Linked DNA regions of Homo sapiens: region 1 is linked to region 2. A link is an interaction called in ENCODE POLR2A ChIA-PET data of the cell type or tissue named here. Cell type or tissue: MCF 10A. All regions are shown on one strand. Links, peaks and the distances in the headings refer to the core of each region. The heading gives the core; the rest is flanking DNA.

The links. ChIA-PET counts read pairs that join two places held together with the same protein. Peaks named below come from ENCODE experiments on the same cell type or tissue, not always from the same donor. Only the 100,000 strongest peaks of a DNase experiment are listed, where the experiment ranks them.
Region 1: POLR2A ChIA-PET joins it to region 2 with 6 read pairs; 18 of 35 experiments call an interaction of 5 or more read pairs at or near these places.

The regions. Positions count from the first base shown.
Region 1 is chr14:23,164,774-23,180,223 of GRCh38, forward strand. SLC7A8 (solute carrier family 7 member 8) reads right to left here. Exons shown (of 11, transcript NM_012244.4): 2 at 1,563-1,767; 3 at 512-663. Among named protein-coding and RNA genes, the nearest start is that of SLC7A8, 11 kb to the right of the region's middle. RefSeq lists an enhancer at 7,261-7,762. In MCF 10A, for the core only: no CTCF peak of the experiment used is centred there; DNase peaks (open chromatin) are centred at 7,528, 9,638 and 11,198.
Region 2 is chr14:23,114,318-23,131,027 of GRCh38, forward strand. It overlaps SLC7A8 (solute carrier family 7 member 8), which reads right to left. Exons shown (of 11, transcript NM_012244.4): 9 at 15,333-15,482; 10 at 13,702-13,879; 11 at 10,978-13,026. The coding sequence ends at 12,860. CEBPE (CCAAT enhancer binding protein epsilon) reads right to left here and starts at 4,938. Exons shown (of 2, transcript NM_001805.4): 1 at 4,265-4,938; 2 at 2,989-3,505. The coding sequence starts at 4,774. The coding sequence ends at 3,170. RefSeq lists enhancers at 5,577-5,656, 5,737-6,267, 6,757-6,806, 6,887-6,946, 9,273-9,772 and 2 more. In MCF 10A, for the core only: a CTCF peak has its summit at 6,665 (motif pointing right); DNase peaks (open chromatin) are centred at 6,674 and 9,314.

The sequences.
Region 1 (15,450 bases), core at 7,302-15,301, 53 kb after region 2:
TTGAGGTCAGGAGTTCAAAACCAGCCTGGCCAACAGGGTGAAACCCCATCTCTACAAAAAATACAAAAATTAGCCGGGCATGGTGGCTCACGCCTGCAATCCCAGCAACTCGGGAGTCTGAGGTGGGAGAATCACTTGAATCTGGGAGATGGAGGTTGCAGTGAGTGGAGATCACGCCACTGCACTCCAGCCTGGGTGACAGAGTGAGACCCTGCCTCAAAAAAAAAAAAATGGAGAGAAGTTAGGAGAGTCAGAGACATGTAGACCTCCAGGGAGGATAAAAGAGGCTGTCCCTCAGACTGGGTGCAGTGGCTCACACCTGTAACCACAACACTTTGGGAGGCCGAGGCAGGAGGATCACTTGAGCCCAGGAGTTCAAGGCTGCAGTGAGCTATGATCATGCGGCTGCGCTCCAGCCTGAGTGACAGAGTGAAGACTCTGTTTCTAAAAATAATAATAATAAATATAATAAAAGAGGCTGTCTTGCTACCAAGACCCAGATGACACTTACATAAGCAGATGGCAGCCAGGAGCCGAAGGCCAGACTCTGGGGGGAAGCAGGTGGGGAAGAGCGGCTGCAGCACGTAGTTGGAGAAGGTGAGGGCGATGACAGCCTGGTTGGTGGGGTAGATCACCAGCACAGCAATCCACAGCCTCAGGAACCTGAAGGAGGAAAGGGACATCCGCCGAAAGGCATGGCAGGGACGCAGAGCCATCAGGGGAGAGCCCGGGCAAGTCATGCATCTCTTTTTTATTTTCAAGGATGCTGAAGAGCCCAGCCTCTGCCCCCACCCACAAATGAGACACCCAGCCCTCTGCAGTGACAATAAAATGGTTTAATGAAGAGTTAAATTTCCACAAGCACTAACACAAGTCTTGGCGTTCTTCCTTTCTCTCCTCTCCTTTCATGATCTCTTCTCCATCACTGTGGCCACCAGCATCCAATGGTGGAAAAACAAAATTTGCAACCCCAGAATGTTGATAGACAGGACATACTAAGGGTGTGGTTACGTAAGCAATAATCAGGAGAGGTATCAAGTGGGGGTTTGCAGGGGAAGCGCCTTCCACACCTTTTGGCCCATTGGTGAGGGTTTACCAATGGCAGGGATGCAGAAATTGAGGAAATTTAAGATTAGGGCCCAGCTCTAGAGGGAGGCCATTATCCTTGGTAGTGTGAGAAGAGGGTGCACTCTACCTTAGCTGGCCACTCTCATTTGTCAAGATAGAAGGGCGTTGTTTTTGTGATGTGCTTTCTCTGGGAATCTATGGTCAGTGTTGTTACACAGTTCTGTTTGCTCTCACTCATAGACTCCTTCCCACTAAGATCAACATAGAGGTCAAAACTACAAACCTGGTCCTCCATCATTATCGGGAGCCTCAAGGGGATACAAGGCTACACTAGCAACCATGGCAGGAAAGCAGAAGAGACATTCCATTCACTAGCACCCCGTGGCACACTGGAGACTGGAAACCCCTGGCCTTGGCTTTTTCCAATCTGACCTCCTTCTGAATGTCTTCCTCCTTTTCCCCTAGACCATTCAGGTCTCCACAGATCCTCTTACCCAGCCAGTCCTCCGAAGATGTCCTTGACATAGGAGTAGTCACCTCCAGATTTGGGGATGGTGACCCCGAGTTCAGCATAGCAGAGGGCTCCCACAACTGTGATGAAGCCCGTCACAATCCAGACGATGAGAGCAAGGCCCACAGAACCAGCATTCTCCAGCACTCCCTTTGGCGAGACAAAGATTCCAGAGCCGATGATGTTCCCTGCATGAGGCACCAAGGGTAAGGAGGGGAGACAGTAGAGACAGGACGGTTGGCAGGATTGGCATTTGGAGGGTGGTCTCATTTCTGATCTGATTCTGAAATGCCTTGGATATATGTAAATGATCTGCAGGCAGGTGTGCCTAGCAATAATTCTCCCTGAAGTAGGGGAAAGAGGAGCAGAGAACTGACACTTATTGACCAGGAACTTGGTCAGGTACTTTCCACATCTCATTTAATCCTCAGGATGACACTATGGAATCAGATATTTCTCACATTTTACAGAGGAGGAAACTGAGTCTCAGAGATACCAAGTGAGTTGCCTAGGTCCACATCGCAGTAAGTGATGGTGAAGTATTGAATCTCAGGACCCTCCAGCTGAGCGACACGTGGTCCACCCAAAGTGACAAGGCCTTCAAGACTCTCTGAAAATGGCAGGGCTGGAAAAGTGGGCTGTTTTCAGAGACCACCTGCCACTGGAAGGCTTCAAAAATGAGCCAAAGGGCAATATTTTTTGGACAGATTGCGGTCATACCCCAAGACTGGGGGTTTTCAAGACTTACAAGTGTGGAAAACACTCCTGGAGGCTGGCTTCTACCCTAGACATGACGGCCCCACCCTTGGTGAAGAACATAAAATAACTCTATAAAAACAGTCCTAGTGGTTTAGAAGTGGTGTGTAGGAATGCAATACATACAAAGCCTCAGTACTGCATTCTTTCAAAGGTCATTACCCACCAATGTTTCATGTGACCCTCAAAACAACCTTATGGAATTCAGGGAGAGGAGAGGGGCAGGTACTTCCCTCTCTATTTTACAAACTAAGAGATTAAGACATAGAGGGGTTAAGTGGCTTTCTCCAAATTCCACAGCTACTGATGGGTAAAATTGGATCTAGAAGTCAGTCTCCTGATACTTAATCCGGCAATCTTTCCACTAATCCACTTCTGCTTGTGTGCAGGGGCTGGTTTTCTCCTGAGAGGTGAGGCCCGCAGCCGGTACTGAATGGCTAGCTGCTGGGTTGTGTGTTACGCAGACGAGGAGTAAGAGTGTGGAGGCCGTTCCTGACATGCTTCCTCCCAAATGTTCCTCTGTCCACTTCTTGTGGTAAAAGAGGTCATCGGGGTCCATTGAGTGGGTGCTTTGAAAGTGCTGCTTCATGCTCTGCCCAGCTGCACTGCTAAATGCCTGAGGAAAGGAGCAGAGACCAAATGGATCCAGGTGGAAAGGCAGAGCTAGAGTATCCTGAGGTCAGCTGGATTTGACTGTGTTCTAAGGACATCTCAAGCCTCCGTGATCTCTCTGTAGTGGTCTGGAACCAGTGAGATGGAGATTGTAAGGTGCTACGCTCAGCTTTTAAAAACTGATGGTCAGATCTCAACCATAACTCAACCTCAATCTAGCCCTGAGACTGAAATATAGGATCAGAGGGCACAGGCTGAAGTTAGATGCAGAGGAAAAGGAAGCACATATTTGTCTCAAATATGTCTTCCTAATTTTGGTGCTGGGAGTCTTTCCCAACAGAACAGGGCTGCTTACAGAAATGAAACTAAGAGAAATAATTCCTCATCATCAAATTAGTGATAATAATTATCAGGCAAAGAGAAGATAGAAAAAGGAGATTCTGAGTGCCACCAATCCTTTACAGACTTTTCCTCTTCTTGTAAGTTTATGTAAAGTTCTATGATAGGACAACAGGACATCTTTCAGCCCTCCTCTCTCAGACAGTCCCCATATGCTCTATTCAGAAGTACTGGGTTAGCAGGGACTACAAAACCTGCTTGTAGTATTCCAGGACTTTGGACACGTTCCCCCTTCCAGTGATTCTTCCCCTGCCAAACTGCTGTTCTCTGGACAATATCAAGTGCTGGGAAATGAGAGATCTAGAGACAGGTTTGCTAATAGTGCTGAAAGATGATAGTAAATTCCTTGCCTAGCAGGAAGTTATCAAAAGAGCGATCCATAGGGAATTTCAAAGCCAGCCAAGACTACAGCAATAAAGCTAGGGTTATAAAACCAGCTCAAGGAGTTAGAAAAACAATCAATAGCAGCAGAAAAACAAGGTTTGACTTTGGTCTTTAAGGTACTGAAAAGGGAGGAGTGTATAGCTAGGTGCTTCTTAGAGCCAAGAATGGCTGTTGCAAGAGGGAAAATGAGGATGGGTGTTATTTAATAGATCCCATCTTCTCAGGAATGAAGAGTGTCAGTGTTCCACTAAGGGTTCGTAGAAAACAAACACTGCAGCAGGGATCAGTAAGTGCTTCTCTTCTGTTTTCACTCTGACATTTCGAGTATGTTCCCTTGTTCTAGGCCACAGGAGCCACTGGAAGATGGGACATGCAACACTAACTGCCCACTTCTTGCCTTTGCTTCTTGGAGGCCCCAACCTTTAAGAACTCTGGCAGAGAGCTGCCAGAGTGATTGCGAGGGTCACAGTAGATCGGCATTGGAATAAGAGTCCTCACTTCATAAAAATTGGGTTTCTGCCCCCAAAACCTTATTTTTGACCAAATTAAAATTACAAAGATAGGCCAGGCATTGGTGGCTCATGCCTGTAATCCCAGCACTTTGGGAGGCTGAGGCAGAAGGATCACTTCAGTCCAGGAGTTCGACACCAGCCTGGGCGATATAGGGAGATCCTATCTCTAACAAAAAAATTTTTTGTTTTTTAATTAGCCAGACATGGTGGCATGCGCCTATAGTCCCAGATACTAGAGAGGCTGAGGTGGGAGGACTGCTTGAGCCTGGGAGGGCGAGACTGCAGTGAGCTGTGAGTGCACCACTGCACTCTAGTGACAGAGCAAGACCCTGTCTCAAATAAATAAATAAATAAATAAAATTACAAAGATAAAAGCTAAAAAAATATTGAGCTACACTAGTATAAACTAAGTGCTAGGGAACAGCCTGTCGCCCAGGCTGGAGTGCAGTGGCACGATCTTGGCTCACTGCAACCTCTGCCTCCCAGGTTCAAGTGATTCTCGTGCCTCAACCTCCCCAGTAGCTGGGATTACAGGTGTATGCCACCACACCTGGCTGATTTTTGTATTTTTAGTAGAGATGGGGTTTCACCATGTTGGCCAGGCTGGTCTCGATCTCCTGACCTCAAGTGATCCACCCGCCTCGACCTCCCAAAGTGCTAGGATTACAGGTGTGAGCCACTGCGCCTGGCCTACCATCTCCAATTTATAGGGGAAGAAAGTAGGACAATTATTATTCCTATTTTTCAAGTGGGAAAAATGACGGTATTATTATCCCTATTTTATGGATGAAGAAACTGAGACCTAGAAAGGCAGTTATTTGCCTAAATCATAGGGTGAGTTTGTTGTAGCTGGACCGGAAGCTAAATCTTCTGTCACAGCCTCCAGCTTTTCCCTGATAATAAAAGGTCTTCCTAATACACTGGGGTCAGTCTTCTATGCTGTACTTCATAGGCAATGGGAATGGTTCACAGGAGGCACTTATTGAAGAGTTGGAACACAGATCTGATTCCTTCCTTCTATTGCAGTACCACCTTCAGTGGGGATTTATAAAACATTGATATCCATTACCTTACTTGATCTCCTAAGTACTTTCTTAGGTGCAGAGGGCAGGTCATATCATTCCTATTTTACCATTGCAAAAACTGAGGCTCAGAGAGGTGAAGGGACTTTATCAAAGTCATGCACTGCATAAGTAGCAAGGCCTGGATGAGAAGCTAAGTCCTTGGACTCCTGGTCCAGACTTTCCTCCATGATTCCATGCTGCCTCCCCTCTGGAAACTGCACAACAGACACTTTTCCAGTTGGGCTTTTCAACTTGGACACTGTCTAAGTGAGACTTTCCTGGAGTGGCTTTGAAAAAGACGAACTGGGAAAAGGCTTTTCTACTTTGACTATGAACCTACCTATCTTCCTTCCTTCCTTCCTGTCTCTGTTTCTTTCGTTCTTTCTTTTTTTTTGTTTTGAGACAGTCTCACTCTGTCACCCAGGCTGAAGTGCAGTGGTGCGATCTCAGCTCACTGCAACCTCCGCCTCATGGGTTCAAGCGATTCTCCTGCCTCACCCTCCCGAGTAGCTGGGATTACAGGCGTGTGCCACCATGCCAGGCTAATTTTTGTATTATTAGTAAAGATGGGGTTTCACCATGTTGGCCAGGCTGGTCTCGAACTCCTGACCTCAGGCAATCCGCCTGCCTCGGCCTCCCAAAGTGCTGGGATTACACGCTTGGCTGTGGGTCTCACCACTCTTTCACCCAAGCTGGAGTGCAGTGGTGTGATCATAGCTCACTGCAGCCTCAAACCCCTGGGCTCAAGTGATCCTCCTGTTTCAGCCTCCCAAGTAGCTAGGACTATGGGTGTGTGCCACTATACAAAGCTAATTTTTATGTTTTTCGATGGGGGGAGGGGGTCTCACTATGTTGCCCAGGCTGGTCTCGAATGCCTGGCCTCAAGTGATCCTCCTGCCTTGGCTTCCTAAAGTGCTGAGATTACAGGCACGAGCCATCCTGCCCGGCCAACACACGTTTCTTGATGAGATATAGGAAGAAAGTTGATTACTGTGGGTTTTTTCCTCCAATGTTTTAGCTTAGACTCATTGTCTGTAAAGCCACTTAGAATGAGACGCACATCCGTCTGGTATTGCTGAGGTACTCAAGGTTAGAGTTTTAGTCCTGCTTCTATCCTCCCCAACTAATAAAGTAATCATCTTATCACGCAGATCTTCTTTAGTGAAGAATGAATTCTAGGATGCCTGGACAATGAAACCCAGTTTGGCTTGTTCTGTCAAAGAAAAACCAAGCAAATCATTTCATTAAAAAGGAGCCATGTTGTCTCAATGGGCAAGTCTTCACTAGAAAAATTGCCGGAATTGAGAAAACCCACATTTGCCGTGAATAATCACTAACTCCCCCATCTGTAGACCAATACCCATGTGACTCCCATTAAAGCATTACTCACATCTAGGCTTGTCCACACGAGAATGTTACAGCCATCAAAGAATTTCCTAAGGCATAGAATTACAGAGTTCTGATGCCCAACAGACCCTCAGATCCAAAAGGCTTTGGCCTTCCTTACTCATGCTAGCCTTGAAATCTAGCCACAGCCTCCTCCTGGGGCTTCGAGGTTTTGGCCATTTCCATGATGTCCAGAGAAAGCTAGGTGAACCTGCTTTGTGTTTCTTCCACAAAGTGGCTGAGAGGATCTCAGAGCTTTTCAGGACTAAGGGAACAGCGTGAAAGCAGGTCTGGCATGTGGGGCCCAGGCTTTGATCTTCACGCCAGGCCTGGAAGCTCACCATGCCTCTCACCCTGTTTACACTTTCCCATCGGGACTGTACAAACAGCTCCTCAGGGGTGGTAGCAGGTCAAGACTCTGACACATGCCCTGAGGAGTCAACATCTTCTGCAGATTGAGATGTGGAAGTCACTGCAGAACACTGCTCTTCTGGATTTCTTATTGAAAGCATGAAAAGGGCACTAGACTTAGAGCTGGAGGAGAAACTTTGTCCCTGCTTTGCTATGTGACCTGAATTTTTCTGAAAATCAGTCTCTTCATCTGCAGAATGGGAGTAATTGTTCCTGCCCTGCCTACCTCAACAGGGTTGTTGTGGGGAATCAAGGGAGAGGTTACATGTGAGGCACTTTATGATTTGTGAAACGCTAACAAATGTAAGGAATGGCTAGGATTTGTAGCAGTAGGGACAGAGACCAGCCCTAGAAGAATTCAATGGACTTGCTTTGGAGGCTTGGCTCCAAAACAGCACTGTACAGCCAGGACTGTGAAACATTCTCTGAGTCATTTGTCTGCTGGTCTAGGTGTAATTTGTAGATGCCGCAGGTGGGCGGGCAGCAGGTAATTGCATCTCAAAAGGTATTTATTGAGCGCCCACTCTGTACATGCTTGTTTTGGGAGGTAATTGGGAAACACTTGTTCACACATGGACTTTTAATGAAACGGATGGAGCCAACTACCAGCTACTGAAAGACAGGCATCGTAGCCTGGGGGTGGTGGGGGGCTGAGTGTTGCGCCCTCAAATAAGCCCATGAAGGACCCACATCTTGCCTCCAGCATTCCCGGCCCAACTGGGGAGCCAGGCATCCACAGTGAGAGGCTTTGTCTTCCTTGGTGGTTTTCAACTGAGAACAACTTGTCTACCACCTCAAGAAGACAGCTGGCCGTATCTGGAGACACTTTTGGTTGTCACAATGAGGGTGGGAGAGCTACCAGCACCTCGTGTGCAGAGGCCAGTAACACTGCTAAACATCCTACAATAGACAGGATAGCTTCCCACAACAAAGTATCTGGGCTTCATTGAAGTTTGAAGGTAGAACAGGGCTTCTCAACCTCAGCACTGTTACTTTTGGTTAAGCTCTAATCCCTTTCAAATTTGAGCCTGGATGATTTTTTTTTTTAAAGCTAAGCCCAAAAATGTAGTATTCATGGGAATAACTCATTTTTAAACAGAACAAAATTTTCATTGTGGTAAAGACACGTAACAAAATTTACCATCTTAACCATTTTTAAGTCTATAGTTTAGCAGTGTTAAGTATATTCACATCGTTGTGAGGCAATCTTGAATAATGATTTGTTTTTGACTGACTGCTATTATTCAATACTCACCATGTACTAGGTTATAGGATGTGAAAGTGAGACACAGTGCCTGGTTTCAAGGAACTGTGTGGAAAGGGAAGACACATGTGCACAGACACAGAACTGATACCACCACGCAGAGCAGAAGCTGCATGAGGGCTATTGCAATATATGGCAAGATTTTAATGGGTGGAAAAAAAATCACTGGCATGGGCTGTTCAGAAAAGTCTTCCTGGGAGAGGGGAGTGTCAGACTGATGCTGATGAGTGAGTAGACTCAGCTCAGCAAAGAGAAAAGGAAAAGCAACCAGCTGGTTGCTAAGCAGATCAGACTTGGCCTGAAATGGTCAGTCTTCTTACTGGATCAGTCCAACTGAAATTTCAGAACCAAAATTATTGAGTTTGTGAGTTGGGGGTGGGAACCACTAATCATCAATGGTTCCCCCCATTCTACAACATACTGATGCACTCTGGTATCTTCCAATAAATATTCATTTCTTTCTCTCCTCGAGTTAAAGGAGTGCAAGGGCTTTGTTTTATTTTTTAAATTTTTACTTTTTTTTTTGAGACAAGGTCTCACTCTGTCACCCAGGCTGGAGTGCACAATCACAGCTCACTGCAACCTCTGCCTCCCAAGCTCAAGCAATCCTCCCACCTCAGCCTCCCTAGTGCTGGGACCACAGGCGTGTGCCACCCCACCCGACTAATTTTTAAATATTTTGTAGAGGCAGGGTCCCACTGTGTTGCCCAGGCTGGTCTTGAACTCCTGGATCCAAGTGATCCTCCCACCTCAGCCTCCCAAAGTGCTGGAATTACAAGTATGTGCCACCCCACCTGGCCAGCTTTGTTTAAATACTCCACAAGAAACTTCCATTGCACAGCTAAGTAAACTGATAATTAGCTTGCTCAAGATTACAAAGATTGTAAATAGGGAAGCGGTTTGCAAACTTAAGACTATCTCTAAAGCCCATCTTTTTCTAATCAGTGGTTCCTCCCAGTCTATGGCATGCCGATGCAAATCATGGAAAAATTCACTCTAAACTTTCTGCTTTCAATATCAGGGTCCAAATACCACCTTAAGTCAACCTGACCTGTCTTTATCAGCTGCTTACTAAACACTCTCTGCAGAACTGTACTCTTAAAAAGCACTGAAGTATTTGTGCATTTCCTAAATGTACAAACAAGCACCTTTAAAACGTGGAGACAGATGAGAAAAGTAATAATTCTGCAGCAGTGGTACTCTTTCTGAGTAATCTGCTTTTGCAATGTGCAGTTCAGTGTGAGGTTGCCTGGTCCACCTTCAGACATTGTGAAACCTTCTCCCCAGAAGTGATGTCACTGCTAATGCTGAGGATATTTAAAGCAGGGAGCAAACCAATGGGAAGACATGTGACTGTGACAAAGATGAGGGATGAGATGTGATCAATAGAGCTTTTCAGCTCAAACTTCACTCATTCTATAAATAAAACAGCTTAAAATAGACTTGAGGGATTATTTTGCCTCCTAGAAATAAAATTCACCAGTGCTCAGGACAAGGCCTAGAATATAATGTGCTCGGTGAGTGTTTGTTAAAATGTGGAATAATTCTGAATCCTATGTCCAGCTGCTCCCACTCCTGCAGCAGAGAGGAGCCTGCAGTTTGCCATTTCCAGATCTCCAGGGAGAAGGGATCTGGGGGCCTGCTCTGTAGACGCGTTCTGGAAGGGGAAAGAAGGCATGGTCCTCCATGCTCTGTATGCTCAGCGGGGAGTTAAACATTGGAAAGAAACAGTTTCTAGCCCCCTGGGTTCCTGAATGGCTCTTATTTTCTGTAGTTTGGGATATACTCCTGGGATCATTTGCATGTGCCTGCTTTTCTAGATCCATCTCCCTCTCCTACAATAACAACAAAACAACAACAGACATTCCTGAGGCATTTCTTTGAAGGCAGCTGTGCTGCTGGATTACCCATCAAAAAGACAGAAAACCTCAGTAGCCTGGCAACTTGAGAAGCCCCAGCCAAGATGCCCCACACCTCTACCCCACTTCAATAAGCTGATTTAACTCAGAAAAGTGTATATATGGTGCTGGCCGCTCTTGAGAAGGTTATTTGGTTTGGGTACAGTGGTGTTTTGTGTTTGTTTGTTTGTTTGTTGTTGTTTTGAGACAGAGTCCTGGAGTAAGCAGTAGTGCAACTTGGCTCACTGCAACCTCCATCTCCTGGGTTCAAGCAATTCTCGTGCCTCAGCCTTCGAAGGAGCTGGGACTACAGGAATCTGCCACCACATCTGGCTAATTTTTGTATTTTTAGTAGAGATGGGGTTTCACCATGTTGGCCAGGCTGGTCCCGAGCTCCTGACCTCAAGTGATCCACCCACCTTGGCCTCCCAAAGTGCTGGGATTACAGGCGTGAGCCACCGCACCCGGCCGGTACAGGGTGTTTTTAACTGTGACTGTTTAAAATGGCTGTCTGGTGTGTCTCTTGGACATAGTTTCTTACCTGCCGGGTTCCTACTTTCTTTCCTCCACTCTAAGCATCTCCTGCTAGTCAGTCATTCTGCGTAACTCTGCTCTTTGAGGGAATGTATTATCGCCCTGACAGTAGCAGATTCAACCAAATTACTCCTTTAGCTCTCTGGTTCCTGGAGTCAGGAAGTGTCCAACAGGATCCCTGGTCCCGGCCACCTTGCACTCCAGACTGAGGAGCATTTTAGTTAAGCCCAGTTGCTTCAGATTTTAGTGACCTTGGTGGGAATCTAGGCTCTACCATCACCTAGCAATGTATGCTCAGTAAATGGCAGCTACTTATTATTATTACATTGCTGGGCATATAGCCTTTCCCTACTCACCAAGATGTGTTTGTTTTGAAATACCTCCTAGCTGGCTTCTGTCCCAGAATTTTATTTGAGAACAATGAGGGTTTTAATCACATTTTCATCCTGAATGAACCAAATCGTAATCCCTCTATGTTTTGTGTGAGTGTATTTGTATTTTTTAATTGAAGTACAAACTCAAGAAGCAGTTTTCACACTCCCTCCCTCTGGTCAACATCCAGTAGACATTTTTGGGATTAGAAGCTAATACATCATATTAGAGACTAAAATGCAAAATCTTCTAAAGTGGTATAGACCACATGGGTGTGAGATCTTTTATACTTGAAATTTTTCCAAGTCAGTCCAGAGCCATTTCAGTACAGTTATACCCATAGCCACACCTCTCTGTTGACAGAAACCCTTAAAATTTTTTCCCCCAATTTTTTCAGTATCAGACATCCGTGGTCTTTCTGGACTCCAGTCTCAGGGTTGTCTTCCTCCATGGCCAACTGCCCCACCATGCAATATATATCAGCCTCCTCCTGTCTTGGTTACCAATTAGAAATGAGAAATGGCTAAGTGTTCTGGCTATGGAGTCATCTCAGTTATCAGTGGTGTGACCCTAGGAAAATTAGCTACCAGCTCTGTGACTCAATTTCCCCATTTTTAACGTACAGGTAATTATAATAAGTACTGTCTTAAGATTGTTGGGAAGATTGAATAAAATAATATATGTAAAGAGCTTATAGCTCAGGAATTGGCATTTAGGCTGGGCGCGGTGGCTCACACCTATAATCCCAGCACTTTGGGAGGCCAAGGCGGGCAGATCACTTGAGGTCAGGAGTTCGAGACTAGCCTGGCCAACATGGTGAAACCCTGTCTTCACTAAAAATACAAAAATTAGCTGAGCGTGGTAGCTCGCGCCTGTAATCCCTGCTACTCAGGAGGCTGAGGCAGAAGAATCACTTGAATCTGGGAGGGAGAGGTTGCAGTGAGCCGAGATTGCCCCACTCCACTCCAGCCTGGGCGACAGAGCAAGACTCTGTCTCAAAAAAAAAAAAAAAAAAAAAATTGGGATTTAGTAAGAGCTCAATAAATACTATTTTAAAAAATCATGTTAGTTGGGAGATAGTGGTCTAGTAGCTAGATCAGCATCCAGTATTGTTCTGTAGCAAATATACCAAGATCCCCCAAAAACATAAATTGTGCTGAAAACAAAATGGTCTGACATTATATACTTTTTAATTTTATTATTACAGCTCTCTGGCCAGCTTTTTCACCTTTGTTAAGTTTAGCTGAAAGCTGCCTCCTTACATATTTTAAATTCCACTTAAAGATTTCTCCATATGTAGTGAAACGTAACCTAACTGGATGTGTAAATAGACTGTAACCTACTTTTGTACCATTCACTGAGTTTCAGCCAATCAAAGGCAGCCAACTGTCCAACCCTTGTTCAAATAAGGAAAATGTAGAGCTGTAACTAATCAAGCTGTTTCTGTACCTTGCTTCTATTTCCTGTATGTCACTTGCCTTTTTCTGCCCATAAATCTTCTTCGACCATGAGGCTGCCCCAGAAACTCTGAATCAGTTCTGGTTCAAGAGGCTGCCTGATTCACAAATTGTTCTTTGCTCAATTAAACACTGTTAAATTTAATTTGTTTAAGGTTTTCCTTTTAATGCCTTCAAGACACAGATTCTGGTTACATACCTAGATACGTGACTGGTATAAAGTACCTAAATGGCCAGGAACTCTGTGGGTACCTCTAACACGGCTGGGAAGAACACTGGTCCATAAAGGAAAGGTGTGCATGTGCAGGAATGAATGCGAGCATGGTCTGTGCTGGCCAGATGCCCCTCAGGCTCACCCAAGTCTTCCTGCAATTGCACCGGGAATATTACTTTCTTCCACTCCCAGCTGACAGCCCAGCTCCCCTGCTATACTGGGAGTCTTCCTCACTGGGAACACAAAATTAATTGCTATACAATAAGTATTCATTCATCTATAAAAATGAATAAGGACCTCTGTCCAGATTCTAAAAGAAAATACTCCTTTAGGAGATAAAAATAGAAATAGTGAAGAATAATGCTTACAAGCTTGATTCAGGATGCAGACAAGCTCTGGGTTTGAATCCTAGCTCCAATATTTTTTAGTTGTGTGACCTTCAGCAAAGTTGCTTACCCCTTTGAGCCTTTATTTCCTATCTGGAGGAAGAGGTAATAAAGTGTCTACCAAATGAGTTACTGTGAATGACAAATAAGTTCAGGTATGTTAGGTAATTGGATGAGTACCTGGCATATACTAAGTGTTTAATAAACACAGCTATTAACAGTAGCTCTGGTATCATTAATAAATGAACTTTGCTGTCCTCCGCACCCTCTTTCGACTTTGGGGGGAACTCCACGTTCATGGTGAAATCTAAATTAATATGCTGCCAACAGGTTTCCTTAGCCAAGTACATGGAGAACAAAAGCCTGATTAGGTTAGGACAAGGATGATGTTAAAAGATTAAAATGGGCCAACCTAATTGTCCAGGTTGATAAAACTACTCCTAGCTTAAAGATTTTCAAGCCAGGTTCCCAGCAGCCCTGCAGATAAATGTTTCCTATTCATATTTTTGTCCTAGAGTCGGTTAAATTCAACAATCATTTGAGTAAGTATTCCTTAGCAGGCATTCTGTTAAACACTAAAGATTCAGAAACATATAAGACACTTGCTTTTTTTTTTTAAGAGGCAAGGTTTTGTTGGGCACGGTGGCCCACACGTGTAACCCCAACACTTCGGGAGGCTGAGGCAGGAGGATTGCTTGAGCCCAGGAGTTCAAGATAGCCTGGGCAACATAGGGAGACCCTGTCTCTAAAAAAAATTAAAAATAATTTTAAAAATTATTAAGCTACTTGGGAGGCTGAGGTGGGAGAATTGCTTTCGAGGCTGCAGTGAGCTATGATTGCACCACTGTACTCCAGCCTGGTTAACAGAGTGAGATCTTGTCTCCAAAAAAAAAAAAAAAAAAAAAAAATGAAGATGAGGTCTTGCTCTGTTGCCTAGGCTGGCTTGAAACTCCTGGGCTAAAATGATCAAGGAGATGGGACTACAGGTATCCACCACCACACCTGGCTCAATTTTTCTCATAGTTCAATTTTTTTTTACGGACACAATCTTTGATCTAGGAAATAACAGTTTAGTCATTATGCTTTTACCTAAGAAAACTCCCAGAATCAGCTCCCCTACTTCATCTTCTCCTCAAAGCCTTCAAGATGCTTCTTAATCTAGTTCTTAGTAAGAACCTCTCTCTCCTGGCTTCCCACCATTCACATAACTTTGCCCTACTTTAGCTCTTTCACAACTAAACCATGTCATTAATTTTGAATGTTCTCTGTTTAGTACATATGCATCTCATCCTCCCAATCAGGATATAAGGAACTCTCTGGCATAAGTCTTCTATTAATTCATTGTATATTTCCATAACACCTACCATTCTGTTATCCTTGCTTTCAATCATCCATGTTGATTGTGAATGAAATTTTACAAAACATGTAGTTTAAATTATCCCTCTTAGTCAGTAAGGTATGAGAGAGATAGATTTAGGGCAAATGTAACTTTGCCACAGTCCCTGAAAAAAAAAAAAAGATCTGGGGGCCGGGCACGGTGGCTCATGCCTGTAATCCCAGCACTGATAGGCCGAGGTGGGAGGATTTCTTGAGCCCAGGAGTTGGAGACCAGCCTGGGCGATACAGTGAGACCCTGTTTCTACAAGAAAAAATTTAAAATAGCTAGGTGTCGTGGTGTATGCCTGTGGTCACAGCTACTGAGGAAGCTGAGGTGGAAGGATCGCTTGAGCCCAGGAGTTTGAGGCTGCAGCGATGCAGTGAGCACGCCACAGCACTCCAGCCTAGGCAACACAGCGAGACACTGTCTCAGAAAAAAAAGAAAGAAAGAAAGAAAGATGGGACAAATTCTACTTTTCCATAACATGTCTCCTGATTCACTTAGAAAACTTCCTTTCTCTTTTTGACTTTTTTTTTTTTTTTTTGAGATGGAGTCTCACTCTGTCACCCAGACTGGAGTGCAGTGGCGCAACCTTGGCTCACTGCAACCTCTGCCTTCTGGGTTCAAGCAATTCTCCTGCCTCAGCCTCACGAGTAGCTGGGACTACAGGCATGCGCCACGACGCCCGGCTAATTTTTTGTATTTTTTAGTAGAGACGAGGTTTCACCGTGTTAGCCAGGATGGTCTTGATCTCCTGACCTCGTGATCCGCCCGCCTTGGCCTCCCAAAGTGCTGGGATTACAGGTGTGAGCCACCGCACCCGGCCCTTTTTTTGCCTTTTAGT
Region 2 (16,710 bases), core at 5,089-13,088:
CAGAGAGAACCCTGCTCTCCACCTGCCCCGGCTTCTTAGGCACCATCCTCCTTGACAGAGGGAATGAAAATAGTCATTTGCAACCCCTGCAGCCCCATTCTGGAGGGAAGGTGCATCTTTTTCTTACTTATCCTCTCCTTCCTTCTTTCATTCAGCATCTACTCCTGGCTTCCTTTCTCTCGGTCACCTTAGGGCTTTTGCATTTACCCTTCCCTCTGTTCACCCTTACACTCAAAGACATACCTGCCTCCTTCTCAAAATTTTTGAAGTGTCAACTAAAATGTCACTTCCTCAGAGATACCTTTCTCGGCCACCCCAGCTAAAATAGCCTCCCTACCTGTTGGTTTATGTGGTTTCCCCAATGGGCTATTCAAATGGAGTAAGCAGGAGAAGTTAATTAAGGTGCTTTATGAAGATGTGAACCAACAGTATCTGGGGAAAGTTCCTGGAGTGGTGAAGTCCCCTGGGCTAGCCCAGCACGGGGGGCGCCTGAGGGCCAGGAATCCTTTGGGAGGGACTGTGGAGAGCGCCGGTCAGCAGGGGGCTCCCACCACTCTCCTCCTGCCAGTCTCACCCCCACCCCATGAGAGGCTGGTTGATGTAGGGAGGCATCCACCTGGGGACTGTGTAGGGTGATGAAGGGTGGAGAGGGTTCTGGAGGGGCAAAGGAAGACATTCAGCACACTTGTTTATTGACTTTTTCTTCCTACTCCTTCTGCTGAGAACTTGTCTCATTCCTAGAAAAGATACTCAACAAATACTTGTTGAATAAGTTACGTTGGCCAAAACCAATTGAGGTCAGATTGAAAGCCTCTTTCAGGAAGTGTGCCCTCTGGCTCTGACTCACACCCCTGGAATATGATCTGATGCAGAGGATTGGGATGTGTTCAGCTGCTGCACGTCACGCTGGGATCACAGTGGGGAGACGGGGATGTGACTCCCCCAGACTGGGTGCCAGTCAGGAAGGCTCCACTAGGCACCGGCCCTGAGGACCTGACTGGGTGAGCGGGGGCCTGAGAGGAGAAGCAATTCAGAGCTGTGGGAACAAAGCCTGGGCTTCATGCTGAAGCAACCCAGGTCCCATCACCCAGAACCTTGAAAGTAAGTCAAGGGACAGTGGTCTTGAGCTGAGAGGAGGAAATCCGGAGGTTGAGTCATTTACCATGTTCTGTACAAACCCCCCTTATGCAACCTATCCCCCTGGGCTGAAAGGAAGGTGTGAGGATTCTCCCAGGTGCCCACAGAGACTGGTACCTCCCCTCCTTCTGAACTCAGGAAGCTCCAGTCGGTCCCTCCACTGAAGGTTCAGATCTCTCCCTCCAAACCAGACCTGGGGCACGGGCCTCCAGGACACAGAGGTGCCCGAGAGACACAGAGGCAAAGGCAGGAAAAGGACTGAGTCCTGGGCAAGGTAGACATGCCGCACACGGATGCCCGAGGTGTGGGAGGGCTCTACCGCTGGAGATTTGAAGAAGGGAGAGAGATCTGGGATGATCCAGACACCAGTCTCTCACCTTCTCAGAAAATTATTCCTTGATGTCTGACTCAGCCTTTCACAGCATTGGCTTAGGAGAGACTTTAAGAAGCCCGTAATCTGTCCCTGGGTCCCTGACACTGTTGGGCACTGTTCTTTATTGAATGTGATTCATGTGACACTCGTACTGAGGATCTGTGAGAAGAGTGTAGCGTGGAGTAGAGAGACAGGTACCACGTACTGAGGCAGCAAAGGGACTCAGTGAGTGTCAGGAGAAGCCTCTTACCCCTCTGGCCCTCAACTGCTTTATCTGTAAAATGTGGCTCACCCTACCTTGCTGGTCTGAGGGCAGAGCCCACCAGATGATCTCTTGAGGTCTCTCCCAGCACATCTTGAGATCTGCGATTTTACAGAGCCAATTTTGGTTCTACCTCTAAACAATCGTGTGACTCCAGGTAAGTCCCTTCCCCTCTTTGCAGCCTGTTTTCTTACCTGCAAAATGAGTTTAGATGAGATCTCTGAGGTCCTTTCAGTTCCAGCAAAATGGAGGAATCATAATAAATATGCTTATTACATGCAAAGTTTTCTTTTTCTATGAATATAACAACACTACGGAGTGGGGACAAATATTGCAACCATTTTGCAGATGAGGAAACTGAGGCACAGAAAGACATAATGGCTCAAGGCTCACAGCTAGTAAGTAGCAGTGTAAGATTCAAACTGAGGCTCTTAATTATTGTACCATTCTGTCTCTTAGGCTGTAGTCCAATGCAAAAGAAAATGCTGTTTCGAATGATGGGTTTCCCTGGCACGGGCAGATTGTCATCCTCCTTCTCACTACCAGTGTTCTCATACACAAATCCGGTCTCCAGGTCTTTCCCAACCGATTCCTGTCCCATGCACTCAATTCTCAAGCTTTAGGGAACTGGAGCCTCAGGGATGAGGGACAAAGGATGGAAATGAATGGGTGGGAGCAGCGTGGGGAGGGTGTCCATCTGGTAGACTGAGGCTTTGGAAATGGAGAGAAGAGATGGCGGGCTGGATCAAGGGACCATAAATATGGCAGAGCCATCAGGAATTTTCCCATGGTCACCTGGGGCAGGAGCTCCCAGACCTATACCTCAAGGTGAGAGAGAGTGGGCCTGGGATCAGCAGGCCTGGGCATGAAGGACTGTGTGGTGCCGGGATCTCCCTACAAGCTGAAGATCTTTGTTAGCAGAGCATACAAAGGTGCTCCAGGTCCTGTGGGGGGCGGGGATGTGCCTTCAGCTCACAGAAGGGGGTGATGGGGGATGTCAGGGAGAGAAGAGCAGAGTGACAGATACACGGCCTGGCTGTGTGGTATATTGGGGGTGGGCTGTGGACAGCATGTCTGTGTTTCCACATGTCCACTTGGTCATGGAAACAAGAGGTGCAGACCTAGCCACATGCATCCTCTGTCCCCAGGGTCCTCCATGACACACACACACACACACACACACACACACACACACACACAGCCAACAGTCCCAACACCCAGTCACAGTGCAACTTTATTCAGCCATATAATCATTATGCTGGGTCCTGCCCTCTTTGCCACCCCGGTTGCCATTTATCCATGGTCTATGTCTCAGGGTTCTAGGCCCCCAGCAGGATGGGGGTCCGCAGAGTTAGGCCGTGCCAGGGAGCCTGGTGCCCACAATCCACCAGCCAGCCTCAGCTGCAACCCCCCACGCCCTTGATGAGGTTGGCCGCCTCAGGAATCTGGCGGAAGAGGTTGCGGAGGGTGTCTAGCTCCTGGGTGAGCTGCTCCACGCGGCTGCGGAGGCGCTCGTTCTCTGCCATGTACTCCAGCACCTTCTGCTGCGTCTCCAGAATGCGCCTCTTGGCCTTGTCTCGGCTCTTGCGCACGGCGATGTTGTTGCGCTCCCGCCTCAGCCGGTACTCAAGGCTATCTTTGTTCACTGCCTTCTTGCCCTTGTGTAAGGGGCCAGCCGGGGAGGGCGCCTTCAGGAGGGGACTGCAGGGGGGTGCGGCAGTGGCCAAAGGGGCCTGGAGGGGAAGGCACGGAGAGACGGAGAGGTGAGGGCTGGCCAGGAGGCAGAGCGGAGGCGGGGCGGGAATCTCGGCAGCCAGGGCACACTTGATGCGTCAAAGGAATACAGGACTCAGAGCCAGCTCCTGTCTCTCAGGTCAAAACTATCATCGCTCTGCTTCTGGGAGATGGTGACCCAGATGCACAGGGTCCTCTGCTTGAGACCAAAACTCCCTTTCATGTTCTCACACTTTCTTTCTTTCTTTTTTTGTAAAGATGGAGCCTTGCTATGTTGTCCAGGCTGGTCTCCAACCCCTGGCCTTAAGCGAACCTCCTGCTTTGGCCTCCCAAAGCGCTGGGATTACAGGCATGAGCCACGACACCCAGCCAATGCTCTCACACTTTCTGAGTACACTTTCCCTCAATCTGCCTTGAGTCTCCCGTTCTATGACCAGTAGACATTTCTCACAGAAGCAGGCGGCAGAGAAACAAGAGGAGGGGGCATGGTGAGCAGCAGAGAGGCTGGCGGTGGGGGCCTGAGATCAAGTAGGTCAGCTTGCCACAGGGGCTTTGGGTGGGGATTCAGGGTGGGAATGAATTCACAGAGAAGGAAAGGGAGGTCATGGTGGGGTGTGAACACAGAGGACTGTGGGTTGGGTCCATTTCACAGAGCGACACCAAGCACAGGCTCAGCAGCATGAGCCGGGGCACAGGGTCCTGTCCACACCAGCCTCTCCAGCCCCGGGCAGGAGGGAGGAGGGCTGGCCTGCTCTTACCTTGAGAACGCGCAGAGGCTGGCCGGGTGCTGCCAGAGTTGGGGGCAGGTGCATGGCTGTCTGCCCACAGTGTGCCACTTGGTACTGCAGGGGATTGTAGCTGCCTCGGCTGGCAGCTCGGCTGCCCTCTGGCCCCCGGGGCTCCTCCTTCACCGCCACAGCCCTGGGGTCGTAGCTCCCTGGGCTGCTGTAGATGCCAGGCCCCAGCGCCTTCCTGTCTGGGCCGAAGGTATGTGGAGGGTAGGCAAAGGGCCGAGGGTCAGGCGGCAAGTAGTGGGGGAAGGCAGGGGTTCCGGGGCCCTTGAGGCCTCTGGCCTCAGGCGCTGGCTTCACGGCAAAGAGATCGGAGAGAAGCTGCTCTTCCCCAGACTCGATGTAGGCGGAGAGGTCAATGGAGGCCTCATGCTCACACATGTCCCCTAGCTCCCCGGGCCCAGCTCGGCCCCCTGAGAACTCGAGTGGCTGCTGGCCACCCCGGGGCTCACACTCGTAGTAGGTCCCGTGGGACATGGCCGGCCCGCCCCCTCGGCTCCCCGCCCCCACCTGCTCTTGAGGCACCCCTTGGGGTGCTCCGGCTGCCCTCTCTCTACCTCCTCCTGACCTGGGCCTGCCCTCTCTCGATCTTCTGCCCTAGACCTGCCCTCTGCAGTCTCCTCTGTCACCCACTCCTGTGTGGCCTCTCTCCCCCCTCTGCTCTGCTTCCTTTTCCTTCCTCTGTAGTCAATGCCTCTCTTCTCTTCCCTTTTTTCCCCTCTCTCCCCTTGGGGTGACTCAGGGAGGGGCAGGACACACCCCAGAGGGAGAGATGTAAGCCTTAGAGAAAGGCGACTCCTGGCCTATTCAGCAGTTGGGGACACTCCTTGGTCAGGGACCAAGCCAGGGTTCTGGAGATGCCCGAAGCTGATGCTTCTGGGAATGCCTCTCCACTCCCTGCTGGGAGGCCAGGGGACTCCAAATCCTCGCAGAGGGCAACACCCCACTCTGAGCAACCTCCTCCCTCCGACTTTGAAAAAGTTCTATGCAGAATGAGGTTCCAAGTTAGAGTGAAGAGAGAAAGCCCTCTTCCAGTGCCTACCCTCAGTTGGGTCTCACCTCCTCCCTTGACACGCCTTCCTCTGGCTCTCCCCTGCTGCTGGGCTCCACCTACCCCCAAGAGAAAGTTTCTTTTGTAGCCCCACCTCCCAGAGCATTCTCTGAGTGTAGGCCAGGGTTTGTTTTTTGAGGGGTCTAGGGAGTAGTGATAGGTCCTAGGAACAAGCTCTACACGCGAGCCTGCGTGGTGCTCCAGAGCATGCTCATTTGCTAGGTTTTTGCACAGGAGCTGTGCAATAGCCCACATGTTAGTGCGTTTCCAGCCCTAGCTACCTCTAGCAGCCTGGTACACTTCCTAACTCCCTGGGCTTGGCCAAAGCACCTGGTCAGGACTTGGGCCTTGCACCGCAGGCCTAGGCAGGTTGCTGCCCTCGGAGTAGACAGCCATAATCCTCCGGTGGCTCCAGCACTTCTCTCTTCCAGCTGCTCTGTGCTGCAAGAGGCTCAGGCTGGTGCTTCGCCCCTCACCCTGGGCCTGAGGCTCTGCCTCTGGTTTCCTGTGCCTGGGCTGCAGGGCTTAGGAGCTTGCTGCAGCTCGTTTGCTGTCTTTCCTTTTGCATGGCCGCTCTCTGATCTCCAATGCGTGTCTCTTGGGTCTACTTCCTCTTGTGAGGTTTGAGAAGCCTCTTATGTCATCACCTCTTCCTGGGGCTCTGTTTTAGGGTCTCCAGGAGAAGCCCATGGCTCCCTCTCTGCAATTCTTTGTTCTGTGCTGGCTCTCCTCTTCCCTTTTCTCTTTCCTTTGGGAACTCCCCACTACCTCCTTTCAGAGACACCTGCTCTGGTACTGCTTTTACCTGTTGAATTTCATCTCCAAAAGGGATTGTAGGTCCAGTTGGGGGGGGGGGGGGAAGGACACATAGAAATGTTACTGACTCTTTTATGACCAGCAAGTGCTATGGGTGCCCCAGAGGGACCAGAAGTTTTTGTAAGTTGGGCCAAACAAGGGGTGGTTCACTGTGAGTGGGCCACAGTAGGACAAGTGCAGAGAGGATGTGTGTCGCATTGAACATTAAAATTTTAAAAATGCATATTCTGATTAGCATATTCCGGTTAGCATATTCCTTACATCCTCCCTACCCCAACACCTACCCCAGATGCTCTCTGTGCATGACTTGAGACATGGCCAGATATGCTTTATCTGAAAGCACAGTGACCTGGTGTGGGGAGATCTGCGTGTAACCCAGAGACAGATGTCAGGAATTAGGGAGATTTCTCCATTTCAAAGCTGAGCTCTCAGTTTGGTGGCAGTGCTTGTGTTGACCACCAGGTGGCAATATTGGCCCCAATATTTCGGACTCGGAGGGCTGCTGTGGTCCGGACTCAGGTGGACAGCAGAGGGCAGCCTCTCACAGCGCTGGCTCTCGGCAGGCTCCTGCGGGGCATCTGGAAGGAGGAAGAGGAAACCTGGCTGGGATGGGGTCTTGCAGTGCAGTTCCAGGGAGAATGAGCAGCCTGCCAGTACTGGGTCCAGGGCCTTGTCTCCATGAGGAGAAATTCTGTTCCCTCCCCTACTTTGAAATAATGATAATGAATAGGCCTTGTGCTTTCTGATAAATTAATGCTTTTTCAATCCTTGAAACCTACACTTTTTCATGCTCTTTCCCTGTGGGTTATGCGGGAAGGTAGGCAAGGCAGACAGTATTTTTATTCCTACTTTATAAACAGGGAAAACAAGGCTGAGAGGCTGAGCTACCCAAGGTCATCCAAGGAGGATGCCTGGTTCGTCTCTGGCTGAAAGGATGGGAAGGGGTTGCTATGTGACTCGGAGAACCTTCCTGGCCCTCATTTGGCCACCGTGGGGAGGGGGAAGTCTGCATCAGTAGCTTCAGTGAACTGGGCACAGGAGGATGTGGGAGGTATGCAAACAGAGCCGCAGGAAATGAGAAAGTCAGCAGCTTTAGCCATGGTGAGATAAATCTCTGCCCTGGCCTCCCCGGCTAGTGCTGACGTTGCTGGCATGCTGACCTCAGTGTTTCCCAGTAACAGGGGTTTGGCTGGGGCAGGCAGGGCTCTGGATGTCAGGGTAGGGTAGGGGGAGCTCTGGACAGGAAGGGGAGCTCTGGACAGGAATGGGAGGTGGGGAGGGCAGTGCCAGTCAGCGGCTGGGGGATTCTTGCTCAGGAGAGGAAAGAAGCTCTGCCGGGTCAGCAGGATCATTTTTCCTTGGCCACTGCAGTTACTACCTCTTTGGATTAACTGAAATGATGCATGTTTGTTATCTTAGTGACTTTGTAACAGGCCTCCTTCCAGTGCCACCTCCTTGGTGAATCAAGACTTTCCCAGTAGGAAGGTAACTGAGCATGGCTGTGAAGTGTTAAGGGAGAACTGGGCTCAAATCTGGCCTCCGTCACTGACCAGCTCCATGACCCTGGCAAGTTACTTAATCTTCCTTGCAAGGTGGCAGTAGTAATACCTCCTTCATAGGGTTGTTTAATTTAAACTGTGAATAACATAATGTATGTCATGCATCTGGTCTTAGTAAATGTGAAGTCTCCTTCTTCTCTTCCTCTGACCTCTCATTGCAGTTTTATCTGTGTCTCCTAAACAGACACTACCTGCTGCCTGGTGTGGTGCGTCAGTTTGACAAACATTTTTGAGCATATAGGTACTCATGGGGCACTGCATGGGGTCTGGGGATGTGTTGGGTTTAGCCCTCGCCAGTAGGGCTCACTGCCCAGCAGGAAGGCCCACAGGCAGTGGTTCCAACAAGGCATGGGTGGTCTGTAGAGCCAGGAAGCGCACACATATGTGTGCCGTGCGTATCCTTGGCTTCGTTCCCCTGGCAAACTATTTGCTCTTTGAGGGTAGGGTCAGTTACATCTTTTGGACCTCTTCAACTATGGTGACCATATTTCCTGAATTAAAATGAAGGACAGGGCCGGGTGCAGTGGCTCACACCTGTAATCCCAGCACTTTGGGAGGCTGAGGCGGGCAGATCACGAGGTCGGGAGATCAAGACCATCCTGGCTAACAGGGTGAAACCCCATCTCTGCTAAAAAAAAAAAAAATACAAAAATTAGCTGGGTATGGCGGCACGTGCCCGCAATCCCAGCTACTCGGGAGGCTGAGGCAGGAGAATCTCTTGAACCTGGGAGGCAGAGGTTGCAGTGAGCCAAGATCGCGTCACTGCACTCCAGCCTGGCAACAAAGCTAGACTCCGTCTCAAAAAAAAAAAGAAGGACAGGCAGGTTGACACAGGTGAATATCTTTATGGAGACAATGGAAGAAAATATTTGAAGTCTGTGCTGACTTAGAAAAATCAGGAAAAAATTTGCTATTTCCACAGCATATAGCAAAGTCTTTGACAGAATGGTCACAGAAAGATTTGTCGTGTGACCACATTAATAAATGAATGCATAAGCAGCTACAATTTCAGTGACTTTCAAAATGTTCCCAAATTCCCTGAAGTCAGAGCATGTGAAACTCCTAGGATTAAAGTGACTGGCAGGGTTAAGACGGGAAATGGCCAGGTTAAAAGTAAATGTTTGTTGCCCAGGAGGAGACCCACATTTGCCCATTTGACCAGGTTGAAAAGATCAGCAGGTGTCACAGAAAGAGAAGGTGCTCCTGAAGGACAAGTGCCTTCATGGAGTAGAAGGGATGAGGGACAGGACATGCTCAAATGGGGCAACAGGGAGGAGCCTGGGGCAGTCCAGGGAAGGGAAAGGAAAGGTGTGTGTGCTGGGAAAGAGGGGCCCAAAGGGCACATGTGAGGCTTGGACAAGACTGGCAGCCTCTGCCTTTTGGGACAACCTAAAGTTGGAAGATTGAGGAACTGTTTGAGATTAGGTCCAGCTCTCTTTCTTTCTCAAAATGCTAAGCAGGTGAGGTGACTTGCCCAAGGACACACAGCTGTTGAGTGGCCCGCCTCCCAGCTCAGCGTCCCTGTTGAATGGCGAGCTTCCAGCCTGTCTGGAAGAATGACAGCCACAAAGCAGGAGTGTTGGCGTCAGGCCAGGACTGGGAGTGGCGGCATCTTGCCTGCCTGTGTCCTCACAGTGTTCCAGATGGTGAAGGGTGATGTCTTAACACCACTGCCCCTCCACCACCCCCTTACTCCCGCCCTTGCCCTACATCTGCCAGCAGTGCTGGCTCTGGAATGGTACTGTCCCAGGACACGCAGCCAGGAGGGCGGCCCATAAAGACAGGGACACAAAGCAAGGACTGGGGCTAATCCCATCAACTTCCTCTAGCAGTTAGCCCAAAATGCCAGGAAGTACTTATACATACCTTAACGACTTTTTCCTTTTTCCCCTGTCCTAGTCCAGTGGTCCTCCTACTCTTCCTCCTAGAGCTAACTCTTCTTCTCAGATGGCTCTGTCCAGCTGAGTGAACCTAGCCTTACCTCCCAGGCCCTCCCATCAAGCTCCTCAGACCCTGACTCTCTCCACAGACTCGGCTCAGGCTGTGCTGATGAGAGAAGCCTTTGCTGATCAGGCTTTGGGAGGACATCTGCCTTTGCCTCCCTCAACTTGGCTGGATGCCATCTCTCCCTTGCCCATGTCCCACCCTGGGCAATGTTGACTTCTTCCCAGTTAGTCTGCAGGCTTTCAGTACGGTGCACAGAGCAGGAACTTAATAACACTTCATGACTCCAAGAAGGAGTGAGACAGTGTTGTTAAATAAAAAATTACAGAAGGCCATGGTTTTGGACTAAGCTCCTGCCCTAGGCCCCACAGACCAGGCTAAAAATCAAAATAGAATCACCCATGCTAAAGTTCCACATCACCAAATCTAAACTAAGTTGTTATCTGACCTTCCTAGAAATCAGGAGAGAGACATAACAGCCAATTAAAACAGGCCAGTTTCAATATTCAATGGACATGATAATGAAGTTCCCTCTGCTTTAATCTTTACACAAAACAAGGCAGCCTGAAGGATCCTGATATGAACTAATCAGTTATTTTTCTATTGTTCCGTCTCCCTGTCCCCACCTTACAAGAAAAGTAAATTTGTTTTTGTTTTTGAGACAGGGGCTTGCTCTTCCGCCCAGGCTGGAGGGCAGTAGCGCAAGCATAGCTCACTGCAGCCTCGACCTCCCAGGCTCAACCCATCCTCCTTTCGGCCTCGGCCTCCCAAGGAGCTGGGACCACAGGCACATACCACCATGCCCAGCTAATTTTATCTTTTGTAGAGACGAGGTCTTGCTATGTTGCCCAGGCTGGTCTCAAACTCCTGGGCTCAAGAGATCCTCCCTCCTCGGCCTCCCGAAGTGCTGGGATTACGGGAGTGAGCCGCTGTGCCCGGCCAAGAAAAGCAACTTCGAAAAGTGACTAACCAGCTTTCTTCAGCCCTCCCTGTCTGTAAAGCCAACCTCTTCTGCTCAACTCATTGGAATATGTATTCTATTTTATGGAATGAAGTGTTGCCTGATTCCAGAATTACAGTAAACAATTGAGATCTGTAAATTCGTTGTACTTTTGTCTTTTGATGTTTTTGGTTCAGAATGAGAGTCAGTGGTTTGAATGCACTGGCATTGAGTCCCTAGGATAGCTAGAAGTTACAGAGAGCGAGAGCTTTTAGGAATGTCATTCTGGAAGGAACCTGGCAAGATCTCCTAAGAGGAAATGCCTGGTGACTCTGTCTCAAAAGGTTACTTAATTACCAACACCACCAACTTCATTTCCATTTTAAATTTTATTACATCAAAAGAAAAAAACCTCTCCACAAAACAAATCTCTAAAACCTACACCAAACGAAAGAAATTATCATTAAGGTTCTAACTCCATCCCCCAAAACAACCTTACATTAAAAAAAATCCAAAAGAAATAGAAATACCAGCTTCAAAAATATTTATCCAAAAAGTAAGGCATCAACTTTACAAAAAAATAATTGAAGGAGGGGAGGAAGTTGGAGGAATGAGAAAAGAGGGAATAAGAAGATGGTCCCCTGACCCTCCAGGGGCCAACCCCAGCCTGCCGGGCATCTACTCTGAAGGGGTCACAACTCAGACCAAACTTGGCATCTCACCAACTATGGGGTGGGCAAGCTGGGCGGGGAAGCTGGGAGACACCATCCAGGCCAGGAAGGGCTCCTGTGTATTCCAGTTTAAGCAGACAGAATTCGGGGTGGGGGAGAGAATCCCGATTTGTGATAAAAGGATCCTAAGTCCTTAGTGCAGCAGGAGTGGCTGGGAAGGTTGCAGGGCCCACAGCAAACTCCATAGCCTTCCTTTGAAGCCCAGGGAAAGGTCAGAGGCTGCCAGCCACAGAGGAGGGCCTTTTTTGAGGATCTCCAGAGTGGGCGCCCTGCTGCCACTACCCTTTCACCCTGCCCCAAGACAGCATGACACTGAGACCTGCGAGGAGTGGGGGATTATTGGAGTTGGGGATGGATGGGAAAGGAACTGGGCTTCAGCCAATGCTCTCCTCAGTCTCCCAGGGTATGGAATGGGCACCTCTAGGGAGGGGGAAAGCACCCTTCCTCCCAGGGAAGGCATTTAATATCAGATCCGTCCTGAGGGTTAGAAATAGGGGAGTATTTTTAGGCCAAGTTCTTGGATGGGAGGTGACTTAAGGCTGATCTGGCTCTGATCTCAGGCCTGAAGGGCTTGGGGATCCTTCGTACCTGGTCCCAAGCCAAGGCCCAGAGAGGAGAAGTGCACGGTGGGGGCGGTGGTGCTGGCTGTGTGCGGGTGTGCTGGGAGTGGCTGCAGGGATAGCAGGGGACTGCTCCTTCCTGCGGCGGGCAGGTGGAGTTGCTGAGCAGCTTCGTCATTAGGAGAGAGATGCCCACTACCTTAAAAATCAGAAGCTTTTTGGCTTCTGGAAGCTTTGGCACCATGTTGGGGGCTGGATGCAGGAGGCAGGGGCAGGGCTGGGTTTCTGCAATCTGAACCTTTCTCAATATGTTCCTCAACCGCCTGGCTTGGGGGTGGAGAGGCTGTTCTTCTCCTTGGTCCTTAGCTCTGGGAGTTGGCGTCCTGAGGAGAACCGAATTCTGGACAGGGAGCCCTGGCTGGGGTGGGTGCAGGTATGATGGGGAGGGGCAGGAAAGAGGGCAGAGGGAAGCATCCCCTTGGATTTTGGGTCCCTGGTGAACAGATAGGGTCTTGGGTCTCTCCAGCTGACCCCTTGATGGGGACAGAATTGCTTGAGCCTGTCCCCCCACAATGCAGCTCCTGTGGCCTCTCCTCTCTGAAGGGGCCTCCCTGGGAGGGAAGGCAGTAATGAGCTCCGGTTCCTGAAGAGGCAGCTGAGGGTGTGGCCCGGAGGGAGGTCCTGCAGGGCACCTTGGCATCTCCCCTCTCCTCCAGCAGCTGGGAGTGTGGGCAGCACTGGAGTGGGGCCTGGGACATGGACCCTGGGGTGAGAGGCTGGTTCTTTGGGTATGAATGTCAGTTTTTGTTTACAATTTCTCACCACCCACACCAAAGTCCTACCACTGCCTGACAAAAGCAGAGAGAGGGGTGTGTGTGTACTCGCATGTGTTGGCAGGACCAAGGCAGGGAGGTAGGATAAAAGGGGGAGGAAGGAGAGAGTAGCCAGGGAATGGTGGTCCTCAGGGCTGGGGCTGCCCCGCCACGTCCTTGTCCTTCGTGGGAGTGGGTTGGTACATGGGCTGCTGCTGCTCCTCCATGTCCTCATTAGCCTCCTCTGTCCCTGAGCCCCGCTCCACCTCGGGGTACACGACCACACACATCTTCTGGCTCACCAGGGTTAGCAGCTCTGTAGGAAGAGATCACACAGAAACCAGGCCAATGCTGAGTATCCCACCAACCTGGCCAAGTGGCCCCGGCCCTTCCTGGCTCTCCTGCTCCAGGTTCTGCCTCTTCAGAGCAGTCAGTGCGTTGAAGAGAATCCTCGCCACCTGGTCTGCCTCCTGCATCTCCCGCCGGCTACTCTTTGCTTATGAAGGCCCCAGCCTTCCCACCTTCCCTGTGCCCACTGACCCCTAAGTCCAGGGTCTCCTCTGGTCTCCACCCAGCCTCGGGCAGCTCTCACAGAATGGCTGACAGGTTGCCTATTTTATTTTAAAATTTTTAATAACAGAGATGGAGTCTTGCTATGTCGACCAGGCTGGTCTCAACCTCCTGGGCTCAAGTGATCCTCTGTCTCAGCCTCCCAAAGTGCTGGGATTACAGGCGTGAGCCACTGTGCCCAGCCCAGGTTGCCTATTCTTGCGGGTCTAAGGTCTGTGTGGAAATGCCAGCTGTTCTCTACCCTCAGAGGTCTCTGGGAAAAGGCATCTGCTTCCCCTGCTCTGGACTCTTCCAGGGCTCTGTGGACTGAGGAGAAGGTGAGCCTAGATCTCCTGGCCCTGGTGGCTCCCCAACCCCATCACTGACCACTGCATTCCAGCCCAGGAGGCCCTGAAGCCAGCCAGAGCCTCCAACAACTCACCAATGAAGTCACTGAAACACTTGGGCTTGTGTTGCCAGTAAACACCCAGGAAATAGACAGGCACTCCTGTCAGCATGATGGCCAGGCCAATGCCACACACCACCGGCTCTGACCACAGGCTGAAGACCAGCAGGAAGGCCCAGAACAGCAAGTAGATGATGGGGAACAGCAGGTTGATCTGTGGAGCAGAGGCATGAGGCGTATGAACTGTGTAGGCCACGTGGCCCCCAGGACTAGGGACTGGGGCATTCTCTCTCTTCTTCACCCACAGAGACACATCCTCAAGGGCAAAGGCTGGGCTTCCCTCGGCTCTGTGGTCCCACACTCACCCCTGGTAGGGCAGGGGCTATATAAACAAATGTTGATGAACATGGTCGGTCAGACAGGAAGAGGATGGGGAGGAGTTAGGGAGGAAACGATCCTCCTTGCCCATGTCCTCGCTCTTGGGTGTGGTTAGACAAGGCCTCATCATGCATGCCATGTGCCCGTGGCAGCCAGAGAAGCCCACAGGGATGGAGAAGCTTGCTGGCACATGGGTGTGTCTGCTGAGGTCCTAGGGTGGAGGGGAGGTGTGGCAATGCACAAGGTGCAGGCAGGAGACGATTCGAGTCACTCAGGCTCCCTGGTCCTTGCCCACTTCTGTGCAGGGCCCTTATGTGGGCACAATATGGCAAATGTCAGCTCCTTATGGGCCACATGTGGGGAGTTCCTGAGAGTATCCTCTTCAGGGCTCCAGGGGCAGTCCTGATTCGGCTGCCTTTCTCTTCCTTGTCTTCCTCGCTCAGAAGGGATGTGTGTGGTGGGGACATGGGGTTATTCTACCTCCTCTTCCCTCTAGCAGATTTTCTAAGTGTGAGAGTAGAAAATGGCGGTGGAAATGCCAGTGAGGAACTGAGAGATTTGGAGAGCCTTTGATTTTTCAGCTGGAAGGATCTTCTAGAAGCATCTAGTCACTGTTTCTAGAATAGGATTGTTCAAATAGCTCTGGAGTACACTCTATTCTTCTAATTCGTAGGAGAACTCATAATGCTCTAGCATGTCCTGTTCTGAGCAATCCCTTTAATTCCTATCACAGAGTTATATCTTGTAGCAATATTAGGTTCACTGAGCACCCTATATGTGTAGGACTGTGGGAGTTTATAAAGGGAGGATCATGGGAGGTTGCAGTAGACTGGAAGACTTCAAGAAAGAGGAGGTACTTGAGGCGCATTTGGAAAATGGTTAAAATGTAGATGGGCAGATGGGAGGAGGAAGTCATTCTGGGATGGAGACATAGCACATAGTGAACCCAGCTATCTGGAGGGACAAGGAGGAAGTGTTGGGGAGATAAGAGAACCTTGAAAAGTCAGCTGGAGTTTAAGGCTTAGACTGGTAGGAAACAAAGGAATGTCATGATGAAAGTCACATTTGATCTGACTTATTCCCCAGCTGCAGTCTGCTCCGATCTCATCCCCAGTGGAGAATGGAAATAGTGGTCCCATTCACAAATGGCCCTTGCTTTCCAAAGGGTCTGCTACCATCAGAGATGATGACGTGTGGTCAGCAGCTAAGAACAGAGGTGATTTAAAAATCTGAACTGCAGCTAGAACCATAGAGGAAGGGGAGGGGACCCCAAAGGGAGTTTCTCTCACCTTGATGGGGCGGGGGATATCAGGCTTCTTCCAGCGAAGGACTATCTGTCCAGCAACCGTGACCCCATAGAAGAGGTAGTTGATGAAGCCCACATAGTTGATGAGTGTGTACATGTCGCTGGTGACCAGCATCAGCAGGGTGGAGATGCACTGGGAAAGTGGGAGGAGCTCATCAGTGATCCGAAAGATATTCAGAGACTGGTATTACAGATTAGGGGCTGTCCCCCAGCCTCCAGGCAGATGATGCCATCGTATAATGGATGTCTCGAAATGGAGACTTTAGAACCTCCCCTAGTAACCCAATATGTTACAACATCTTTATTGCTAGGAAATCCTTTCTTATTACAGGGGTGATGATCAAAATATTTAACCACTCGTATGGCACGGGCACTAGCCAATTAGAATGGATACTGGACATAAGCAGCTAGACTGGCCACACTGGTATTACCTGGCTCTGTGTCAGCCCCGGTCTCATTTGTATGCCTCTGTTGGTTATAGCTCAAGCTAAATTCATTTTTTTAAAATCCCTTAGGGAAGATTGTTAACAACAGATTAAGGCTGTATTCCTGCCCTCATCCTTTTCTCCTGGCTGAGTCATCTATTTTTCTTCCTTCCTTTTCTTTATTAATTTCAAAACTGGTTACATAGCACTTACTGTGTGCCAGGTCTCTATGTTTAGCATTTGACAAAGATTAACTCACTTAACCCTCATAACATCCCTATGAGGTTTTCTTGACAGAGTCTACTTTCCAACTTCAAAATCATCTCTGTGGCTCTCTTGGAACCATGCTCCTCCCCTCTGATAACTTGTGAAGGTCAACAAAAGGTTCTGTTCTCTTGTGAGATCCGATGGTTAAAATAATCGAGAAGATTTTAATGGTTCTTGCTACATCTGCCTTTTAGTCACACTACTGCACCAATAGCTCTAACTGGAAAAAACAAAACAAAACAAAACAAAAAAATGTGTGTGGCCCACTGGGAGTACTGTCTTCTCCAGCCACCTTCGACAACCAACCAGTCAAGGTGACCTTCATCCTGCATCTGAACATTCTGAAATTGTACAGCAATGCTGTAAAATGCTCTTGGCTCCCAAGAGCTCTGTTATTCTGATTGCTAACTGCTTCACCAGTGGACCAAAGTCATTTTTAGTGTTTTATTCAGGATCCAGAAGGAAAATAAAAATAACTCAAAAGACTCAATGGGGACAAGTCTTTGTTCCTTCCTATAGCTCTCTCAAAATGATTCTACTCTGGGGATATTTTACTCCCATCTCTTTCCTGTCCCAAGTTTCCTTTGCACAGTTTCCAGTTTATCAGTCTTCCTCTATTATTTTTCGTATTTGGTGTACTGTTAACACTAACTTCATTTCAATGATGTT